3 separate regions of the Homo sapiens genome follow, and regions 1 and 2 are each linked to region 3. Evidence: chromatin contacts called from ENCODE Hi-C or POLR2A ChIA-PET data. All regions are on one chromosome and are shown on one strand. The core of a region is the stretch at or near the end of the contact, and the rest is flanking DNA. Distances in the headings are between cores, read along the strand shown. Region 1 holds the start of PROX1 (prospero homeobox 1). Region 2 holds the start of PTPN14 (protein tyrosine phosphatase non-receptor type 14). Region 3 holds the start of SMYD2 (SET and MYND domain containing 2).

Region 1 (2,700 bases), core at 101-2,600, 290 kb before region 3:
TTAAATTTGAGGGACACACGAAGACTACTTGTCCTCCTCCTACTTACAAAAATGAGTGTCTAATAGACTATGTATGAATGTTTCTGCTTCGCAGCTCTTGCAAGTCCCAGCTTTTATAGGATCTTTAGGTCATAAACGCGGCTGCTTTATTAAAAGCCGTTTACTGTGCCCGGTGAAAGGGACGTTCTAGCTGCGGCTGAGGCTCGCTTGCATTTGTAACTTGCAAAGCCCAAGGAGATCTTTAAGAGCCACATTATCTAAAGAAATTTTGCTGGTTATTTTTCAAGCAAGAAATGTCAAACCAAAGTAAATTTTCTAGGGCTTTATTTTAGAGCCTGCGATTTATGCGTTTGAAATTTCTTGCCTAATAAACTTTAAAGTTTGTTGCCCAGGCGTCAAAACTGTGTAAATCCTGTATTGAACAGCTATCTTTGGTCTTTCTGGGGCGAGTGAATTAGTGAAGGGTAATCGCCAGATGTTTGCAACATATATATTTTTAAAGGCTGCTTTACCTACAATCCAACTAATGTCAGAGGTAACCAAGGGTAAATATTCCTCTTCCTGATAATTTGGACTGGAGATAAACTGGGACTCAGCCAATGTTGATCTTCGTCTAATAACAGATGCAGCGGACCCGATGTGAAACCTCTGGCACCTATTATTTTAATACCAAACCTACCTGTATTTTATTGTCCACCTCCCCTTTAAAAGGAACCAAGGGTGACACGTATCCTTGACACTACCTATGATCGTTTAAAAAGTGGAATGATTTGCAGATCCCCCCCTCCCTCCTCCTATGCCACCCCCACCCCTAAAACCCCCACTTTTTCTCCCGTATACTTTTCCGTGCCTTCCTCCACCCAAGTCGGAGGAGCGCTCACTCGCTCGGCCACTCGGCGAACTCGATCAGCTGTATCTGGGAAATGAAAAAAGAAAAAGAAAAAAAAAAAAAAAGACCTGCGTCCTGGAAGAGCTAGTGTGAGCCGGGCGCCGCTCGCGCCGTCTCCCGCTTTGCATAGTGCCCGCAGATGGCTCGCTCCGGCCCAGGCGCGGCGATCCAGTCGTCCCGAAGCTGTGGCAGGGTGGGGGTGGGGGTGGGGGCCGGGGATGGAGGCCGGGGAGGGGGAGCGCAGGGCCCCTCTCCCCTCCTCTCTTCCCAGCCCCTCACCCCCACCCCTTTTATATTTTTTTTTCCTCCCAAGTTCTCTTGCCTTGCTATCCCCCCTTGAATCCGAAGGCGCCTCGCGATTGGGTGCTGGGGCCGGGTACGTCAGATAGACTGTGACGTGCAGTCTTCCTGTTTCCTTCAGCTGTGTCTTAAAGTAAATCTTGTTGTGGAGCGGAGCCCTCAGCTGAGGGAGCGCTCTGAAATAATACACCATTGCAGCCGGGGAAAGCAGAGCGGCGCAAAAGAGCTCTCGCCGGGTCCGCCTGCTCCCTCTCCGCTTCGCTCCTCTTCTCTTCTTTACCCTTCTCCTCTCTCCTCCTCTGCTGCTCTCTCCTCTCCTCCCGCTCTTCTCTCTCCTCCTCTCCTGCTCTCTCCTCTTCCCTTAGCTCCTCTTCTTTTCTTCTCCTCTTCTTCCCTCTCCTCGCCTCTCCCCTGCTCCTCTTCTCTCGTCTCCCCTCCCCTCCCGCCTCTCTCTCCCCTCTCCCTCTCCCACTCGCCCCGCTCGCTCGCTCGCTGTCGCACAGACTCACCGTCCCTTGTCCAATTATCATATTCATCACCCGCAAGATATCACCGTGTGTGCACTCGCGTGTTTTCCTCTCTCTGCCGGGGGAAAAAAAAGAGAGAGAGAGAGATAGAGAGAGAGAGAGAGAGAGAGAGAGAGAGGCTCGGTCCCACTGCTCCCTGCACCGCGTAAGTATCTTCTTCTTCCCCTCGTGAGTCCCTCCCCTTTTCCAGAATCACTTGCACTGTCTTGTTCTTGAATGAGAAAGGAAGAAAAGAGCCTCCCATTACTCAGACCCGTGTAAACATTATTCCCCCCAGGAGAAAATGGTGTTATTCAAATGAATCATAATAAAATAGCCTCTAAACAGTTTCTAAGCGGGAGCCTCCGTGGAACTCAGCGCTCCGCTCCTCCCAGTTCCTAAGAGTAAGTGATCCTCTTGGCTTTTATTTCTTTCTCTTTCCTGCTGGTGGCTGGGGGTGGCGGTGGCGATGGGGGGGAGGCTGATGTTGCTGGACTTGTCGCTGATCTTGTCACCTTTTGTGTACTGTTTCTGGGGTGTGAGGAGGCGTTTGCTCCCTTTCCTTCTTTCTCCTGCTCTCTCTTCTCAGGAGAGAGGACCGCGAGAGGGACCGGGTCGCTTTTTTGTTCGTGGAGATCCCCGCTTTCCGCCAAACCCCATCCTTCCGATCTCCCCAGGCTAAAACTCCGGGGCCGGTCCCCTTGTCCTTTCTCTTTGTCTTGTTTATTATAGCTGCCTTTCTTCCCGGCTCTTCCAATTTGCTTGTCATTTGCATACCTTTCACTTCTCCTTTTTTAACCCCAGCAGAGGACCGGGAACTGGGAGGAGGAGAGAGGGAGGTGGGGGGGCGCTCTGTTACTTTCGTCTCAAAACGCTGTCGAAGCCGAATTGTGGAAATCCGGCTTGGAGGGGAGCGGTGATGGGTCCCGGGAAACGCGCGCGGCGCCCCTCTTCCGAGCTCCTGGACCCAGGGCTGGGTCAAGTTGAGTAGGGTAAGGCGGCACC
Region 2 (2,842 bases), core at 123-2,622, 270 kb after region 3:
TGTTGGATGAATGAGTAAACTAATCCATTTCAAGAAGTTAACACATTGGTGGAAACTCTGTAACTGCCCGCACCTGCAGTCTAGAGATTCCTCACCTTCACAAAGAACCTGCGACAGCCAGTCCCTAGACTTAAGCGGAAACCCCACAATTTCTGAAATTGTAGGTGGGGATGAGAAGGTTGGAGAACAAGAACCCAAGGAAGTGAGAGGGAAAGGGAGATAGGGGCAGCGTTACCTCACTGCTCTCTCCAAACGAAAAGGTGTAAACCCCATTTACAAGTATTCAAACCTGAGATCTGGGGGTCACGTGGGGAAGGAGAGGCTGTTAATACCTACAACTTTGGAAGTTTGAGGTGAAGACCTGATCTGAAATTGTTTGGCCACAGCTTTTTTTCTACGAGCCAGCTCGACCACCCAAGTAGGAGCCTCGACGCCCAGGAGTTCGGTGGCACCACTGGGGCCTAGTGAGAGGGCAGGAAAACTCCGCTCCCCTCAAGATTCCTTCCCGGTGGTGGTGGGGTGTGATTGGGAGCGTCGGGCAGCTGCATCCCCCTACCGCTGCAGCGACCGCGACGTCGTTCGTCTTTCATCCTCTAGCCCCCAAGGTCTAGGTATCTCTAGTTGCCCTTCCGAGGCCCTCTCTCGTTCCCAAAACGCAGAAGGGAATGGAGAGAGGGGACCAGGGTGTGGGTTTAACCACAAACTCCCCAGACTGCGCTCACCTTCCAGCTCGCTCCCGGGACCAGCTTTGCGCCTCACCGCGGGCAGCTCCCACCGCGAGATAACACCCCTGCGGCCCGGCCACCCCGCGCCCCAGGCTGCCCTGCCAGGCGTCCCGGGGCGCCAATCGCAAGTTGGCGTTGCCAGCGTCTGCCCAAGTCATCTGCAGGGCGCCCGGAGCGCCAAGGCGGCCTCCAACCTCGGGCCCAACTCCCGGCTTGGACGGGGCTTACCTGCTTACATGGCCCCCGTGGCGCCCCGGAGTCCCGCGCGGAAAGGCTGTCCTTCGCGGCGGCGGAGCCGATTCCCCACGGAATTGATTCCAGTGACTGGCGGAGGAGGGGCGAAGGGAAGGAGCCGCAGGAGGCGAAAGGGGAGGGAGGTTTCCGCCGCGATCCCGGCGCGAGAGTCCGAGCAGAGGCGCACCGGGGGAGAAAAGGAGAAAAACCTAAGCACGGGGCTGTCCCGCCCGAGGAGGCCGGGGAGGATGGCTCAGCTGGGAGGGGAAGGAGCGCCAGTGGCCACTTGATGTCTGTCTAGGGCTCCCCGAGGACCTGAGCCAGGAGAGCAGGCGGCTGAGCCCGGAGAAGCACAGCAACCTGCCCCCGAGTCTGCGCCCGCTGCGCTCACTCCGCCGAGAAAAAGTTGGAAAGAACTTTGAGGGGCCGGGAGAGCCAGAGCGGCAGGAAATGCGAGCGGCCGGGAGAGGAGGGAGGAAGGGGCCGTGCGAGTGGGAGGGGACGGAGCAGGCGCCGGCGGCCACGGCTCCCCCACCCCAGAGCCGGGCTCCGCGGCCCTGGGGGCCGGGAGGCGGAGGGAGCGCTGGGCGCGCGGCCGGGGGCGGGGAGGAATGCGGCCCGGGAGGGCGCGCGCCGGGGGCGCCGCGGGCGCGCGCTGAAACGTGGAGCCCCAGCTCCCGAGCTCCCGAGCTGGAGGCGCGCCGTCCTTGGGGACGTCACAGCGCTGGAATCCGAGGAATGCCGGGCTGCAGGAGCTCCTTCTGCAGGCCCGGAGAAGTCGCACACTTTTAATGGGGTAGTTTTGGAAAATGTTTTAAAAGGTGGGGGCCGAGGACGGAGGACCGGATGAAACTCCCTGGAGTAAGAGACGTGGAAGTGGAGAGAGCAAGGCGACCGCAGCCACCCCAACCCTGGGCTGCTCCCGCCGTTGGGGAGAAAGAGGCAAGGCAAGGAAGAGCCCACCTAGACTTCCGAGGACCGCAGAGACGGGGCGGCGGCAGGAACTTGCTCACCCCGACCTACATTCAGAATAGTCCACCTTATATTGGGGAACCCTCCAAGCAGGACGTTTCATGCAGCCACCCCACAGGGGAAAACAGACCAGGAGAAAGTAAGGTGGCCTCACCAAGTAGGCAATCTCAGAGATCTCTCCCTAGAATCTCTGGGTACTGGACCCGGTGTCTTAGCCTTCTCTCCCTGCCCCCTCCCGCCCCGTAGGAATGATAAAAAGCAGCCTGTGTGCTGAGAGTTGGAAAATGTCGTTTTCCCGGTTTGTTCCATGCCACAGAATCGCCCCACCCTGCCTGGGTAGGCACTGGGAGGGAACTTCCTTAGCACTTTCGGAGGTGGAGTTAATGAGACGCAGCTGGTATGATGGAAAAAGCTCGGAGCCAGGCGACTGAACCTGGGTTTTAGGCCCTGCCCGATTGGATAACTGAGGAGTATCCCAGCCCCTGAGATCCTAGGTTTCTGTAGCTGCAAAATTAAATAATTTGTCTAGATTTCTGTGGTCCTTTGCATTGCTACAAACATGTCTTGGGATTTATCTCGGTAAGATTCCAGTCCTTTGTTGAAAAGGGACCTTGAAGTCGTTGGCACACAATGTATTGTCCCAAATCACTTCAGTGTCCGGCAACTCATGCAAAAATTCCTGGCCTCTTGGGGAAGAGAATTGGAAACCAAAAAGCGCGGTGGCTCACACCTGTAATCCCAGCACTTTGGGAAGCCAAAGCTGGGGGATTGGCTGAGCTCAGAAGTTCGACACCAGCCCGGGCAACACGGTGAAACCCCGTCTCTACTAAAATTCAAAAAATGTTTCGGGGGTGGCGGCGTGCGCCTGTAGTCCCAGCTACTCTGGGGCTGAGGCAGGTTAATTGCTTGAA
Region 3 (2,700 bases), core at 65-2,564:
GACTTCCCAGGCTCAAGCTATCCTCCCACCTCAGCACCACTTGAGAGGTGGTTAATTTCCCATAGAGACGGGGTCTTTATGTTGCCCAAGCTGGTCTCCAACTCTCCAATTCCTGGGCTCAAATGATCCTCCCACCTTGGCCTCCCACAGTGTTGGGATTACAGGGCTGAGCCACCACACCCAGCTGATAAAGACATTTTACTGAAATGCCAAAAATTCCACTGATTTTACATCTCCAATCATATTAATCCTTTCCCTTTGCTCAACCAGTCCTGAACTTACACAGGTAACTGTTTGAGGTCCTATTTTGAAGTAGTGGTTTCTGCTAAATGATCTCGTCACAATTTTAGTCTTTACTGCATGTACATCAATTCCAGTCTTTACATAATCATGTGGAACACGGATTATATTTTCCTTTCTCATATGAAAAGTAATAGCGTGCATGTGTATAGGATTTACGTTTCAGGCTTTGTGGGCTTTAAATCCTTTGACTCCTAACCCAAGTGACTTTTCTAAGATCACAGTTCGTGGGTGGTCAAGCATATTAAAACTACTGCAAACTCTAGCGCAGTGTCCTGGACACTGGCCACAGCATCGCATTATCCCCCAACAGCCTAAATTCCTTGAAGGCAAGGTTCTCTCTGGCTTCCTCTGCAACGTTCGCAGCATGCCTCAGAGACTCGGTGAGCTGGGCCGGCCAATGCATTTCCTCTTCCGTCCATGTAATTCCACTAGAGGAGCAGAGGGCAAACTACGTTCCCATTAAAGCCACAAGGTTTAAAAACCTCTAACCTTGGAAAAGCACACTTCAACCCTCTGCACACCAAACTTCTCTACTGTGGTTTCCCCTCTGCCGCTTTCTCCTTGGCGTTCCCCGATCACTGCCTCTAGGGTCTTTACAAGGGACAGCGAACGTAAGGTTTCGGAGCTGGCTTCGCCCCCTTCTATTTACCGGGGGCTGGTCATCCTTCGGGCCAGGCTGACTGTCTAGGGGTGGCCCTCGGATACCTGGTCCCCGCAGGTGACCCCCCTCCCTCCCACCGAGGAGGAGGGCGCGTCCCGCTCGCTCCGTGGAGACGCCGCGGAGGCGCACACGCCTCACGCCTCCTCGCAGAAGCCACAGGGGCTGCGGCTCTTTGTCGCGGCCACACCGGAAACGGCCCGGAGCGCGCGCGGGGCGGCCGCCGAGGGTCGCGGCGCTAGGCGGGGCCGCCGGGCCCGTCCCCCTCCCCGCGGGGGCGCGCGAGGCCCGGGCGGGGCCGCCCTCCCTTCCGGGGAGCGGGGAGCCGCCGCCGCGTCCGCCGGGCGGCTCCCACCCCGCCCCCCGCAGCTCTAGGTGACGCGTCTCCAATAACAGCTCGCCGGGAGCCGCAGCTCGGGCACAGCCGGCGGCCGCGCCCCGCCGCCACCATGAGGGCCGAGGGCCTCGGCGGCCTGGAGCGCTTCTGCAGCCCGGGCAAAGGCCGGGGGCTGCGGGCTCTGCAGCCCTTCCAGGTGGGGGACTTGCTGTTCTCCTGCCCGGCCTATGCCTACGTGCTCACGGTCAACGAGCGGGGCAACCACTGCGAGTACTGCTTCACCAGGTAGGGCGGCGGCGGCGGCGGCGGCGGGCGGGAGCCGGGGGCGCCGAGCGGGAGGCTTGGACGGCGGCGCCAGGAAGTGCGTGCGGCTCGCGGGGTCCTAGCGCCGGCCCTTGGGGCGGGGTGGGGGGCGGGGAGGGGAGGAGGCCCCGCGCTGCGGCCCCGCGCTGCAGCCCCACGCCAGGCGCCACGTGCGAGAGGAAACAGGACCGGTGCCCCGCTGCACGCCCTGCACTGCACGTTTTCAGAGTTGCTCACGCTGGATGCGCAAACCCGGGCGTGCAGGTTCCTGCCCTCAAATGTGGGCTCCGAGCCAGGCTTGTTCCAAGCCTGGGCACTCACTGCCCTCCCGGTGCATTGGCAGCGGAGCCCCAAATTTGGGCAGCCACGGGCTGTCACCTTTAACTTATGCTTCCTGCGGTGTGTTCTGTTACCCACAGTCCAGCCCTGCCTCAGATTGGCCGTTTCTTCCAAGGAATTTAATGACTTAGTATATGTCTTGTAAAGTACGCTTACATGTTAAAGTACGCTTACATGGGTGTTTGGAGGGACGCCAGTGGGCACTGACCACACCCCCTGGATTCTGAGGTGCTGCGACGATGAGTTGCAGTGTCCAGTTTCGGTTTGGGATTAGGAAAACATGGTCGCAGGAAGGGATTGGGCAAGATGTGTGGTTGCTAATGGTATTTAATTGTAAGATACCATATGTATATATGTGTCTGTGTTTGTATATATGATGCATATACATTTGCACACACCAACACATAATTATATCCTCAACTCTTATGAGAGTTTCAGAGCTTAAAGGCACATTAGAAATCACCAATTCAGTCTTGTCTTTCACTTAATGGATGAGAAAACTAAAGCCCAGAGAGAAAGTGGAGTTACCTTTATCCATTCACACCAGTAGTGAAGGGAGTGAAATCTGGCCTTATTCACTTCTGCCTATTTCTCACTGGTTAGGTGCTCAGTAAATTTACTAAGGCAGGAGGCATGGCATTGGGGTTAAGTTTATATCAGGCCTTCCAGTACTCTGAGTAGAGACCATGATTTGCTTTCTTTGAACCTCAGTTTCTTCATCTTTGAAATGGAGATTCCTGGGCTGGATTAAGCTGACCTG

Evidence for each region. Hi-C counts contacts between places; a loop is a spot of excess contacts on that map. ChIA-PET counts read pairs that join two places held with the same protein, here RNA polymerase II (POLR2A). Pooled maps may share reads with other maps.
Region 1: a loop to region 3 is called in a map of naive thymus-derived CD4-positive, alpha-beta T cell, with 2.3 times the contacts of the local background. The contact joins the promoter of PROX1 here to the promoter of SMYD2 in region 3. A Hi-C loop is called at or near these places in 1 of 168 maps with a recorded cell type or tissue (naive thymus-derived CD4-positive, alpha-beta T cell) and 9 of 50 pooled maps. POLR2A ChIA-PET finds 5 or more read pairs at or near these places in 4 of 52 experiments (H1, Panc1, T-cell and 1 more).
Region 2: a loop to region 3 is called in a map of endothelial cell of umbilical vein, with 12 times the contacts of the local background. The contact joins the promoter of PTPN14 here to the promoter of SMYD2 in region 3. A Hi-C loop is called at or near these places in 7 of 168 maps with a recorded cell type or tissue (Caco-2, ascending aorta, cardiac septum and 3 more) and 18 of 50 pooled maps. POLR2A ChIA-PET finds 5 or more read pairs at or near these places in 7 of 52 experiments (Caco-2, GM12878, MCF 10A and 3 more).

What each region holds. Positions count from the first base shown.
Region 1 is chr1:213,986,623-213,989,322 of GRCh38, forward strand. It overlaps PROX1 (prospero homeobox 1), which reads left to right and starts at 1,351. Exons shown (of 5, transcript NM_001270616.2): 1 at 1,351-1,861. RefSeq lists enhancers at 1,728-2,231, 2,232-2,700.
Region 2 is chr1:214,550,230-214,553,071 of GRCh38, forward strand. PTPN14 (protein tyrosine phosphatase non-receptor type 14) reads right to left here and starts at 1,373. Exons shown (of 19, transcript NM_005401.5): 1 at 954-1,373. RefSeq lists enhancers at 36-857, 858-1,678, 1,679-2,499.
Region 3 is chr1:214,279,845-214,282,544 of GRCh38, forward strand. It overlaps SMYD2 (SET and MYND domain containing 2), which reads left to right and starts at 1,315. Exons shown (of 12, transcript NM_020197.3): 1 at 1,315-1,583. The coding sequence starts at 1,411. It overlaps LOC124904509 (a long non-coding RNA gene), which reads right to left and starts at 1,192. Exons shown (of 2, transcript XR_007066876.1): 1 at 1-1,192. RefSeq lists an enhancer at 270-835 and silencers at 1,115-1,404, 1,425-1,544, 1,575-1,734.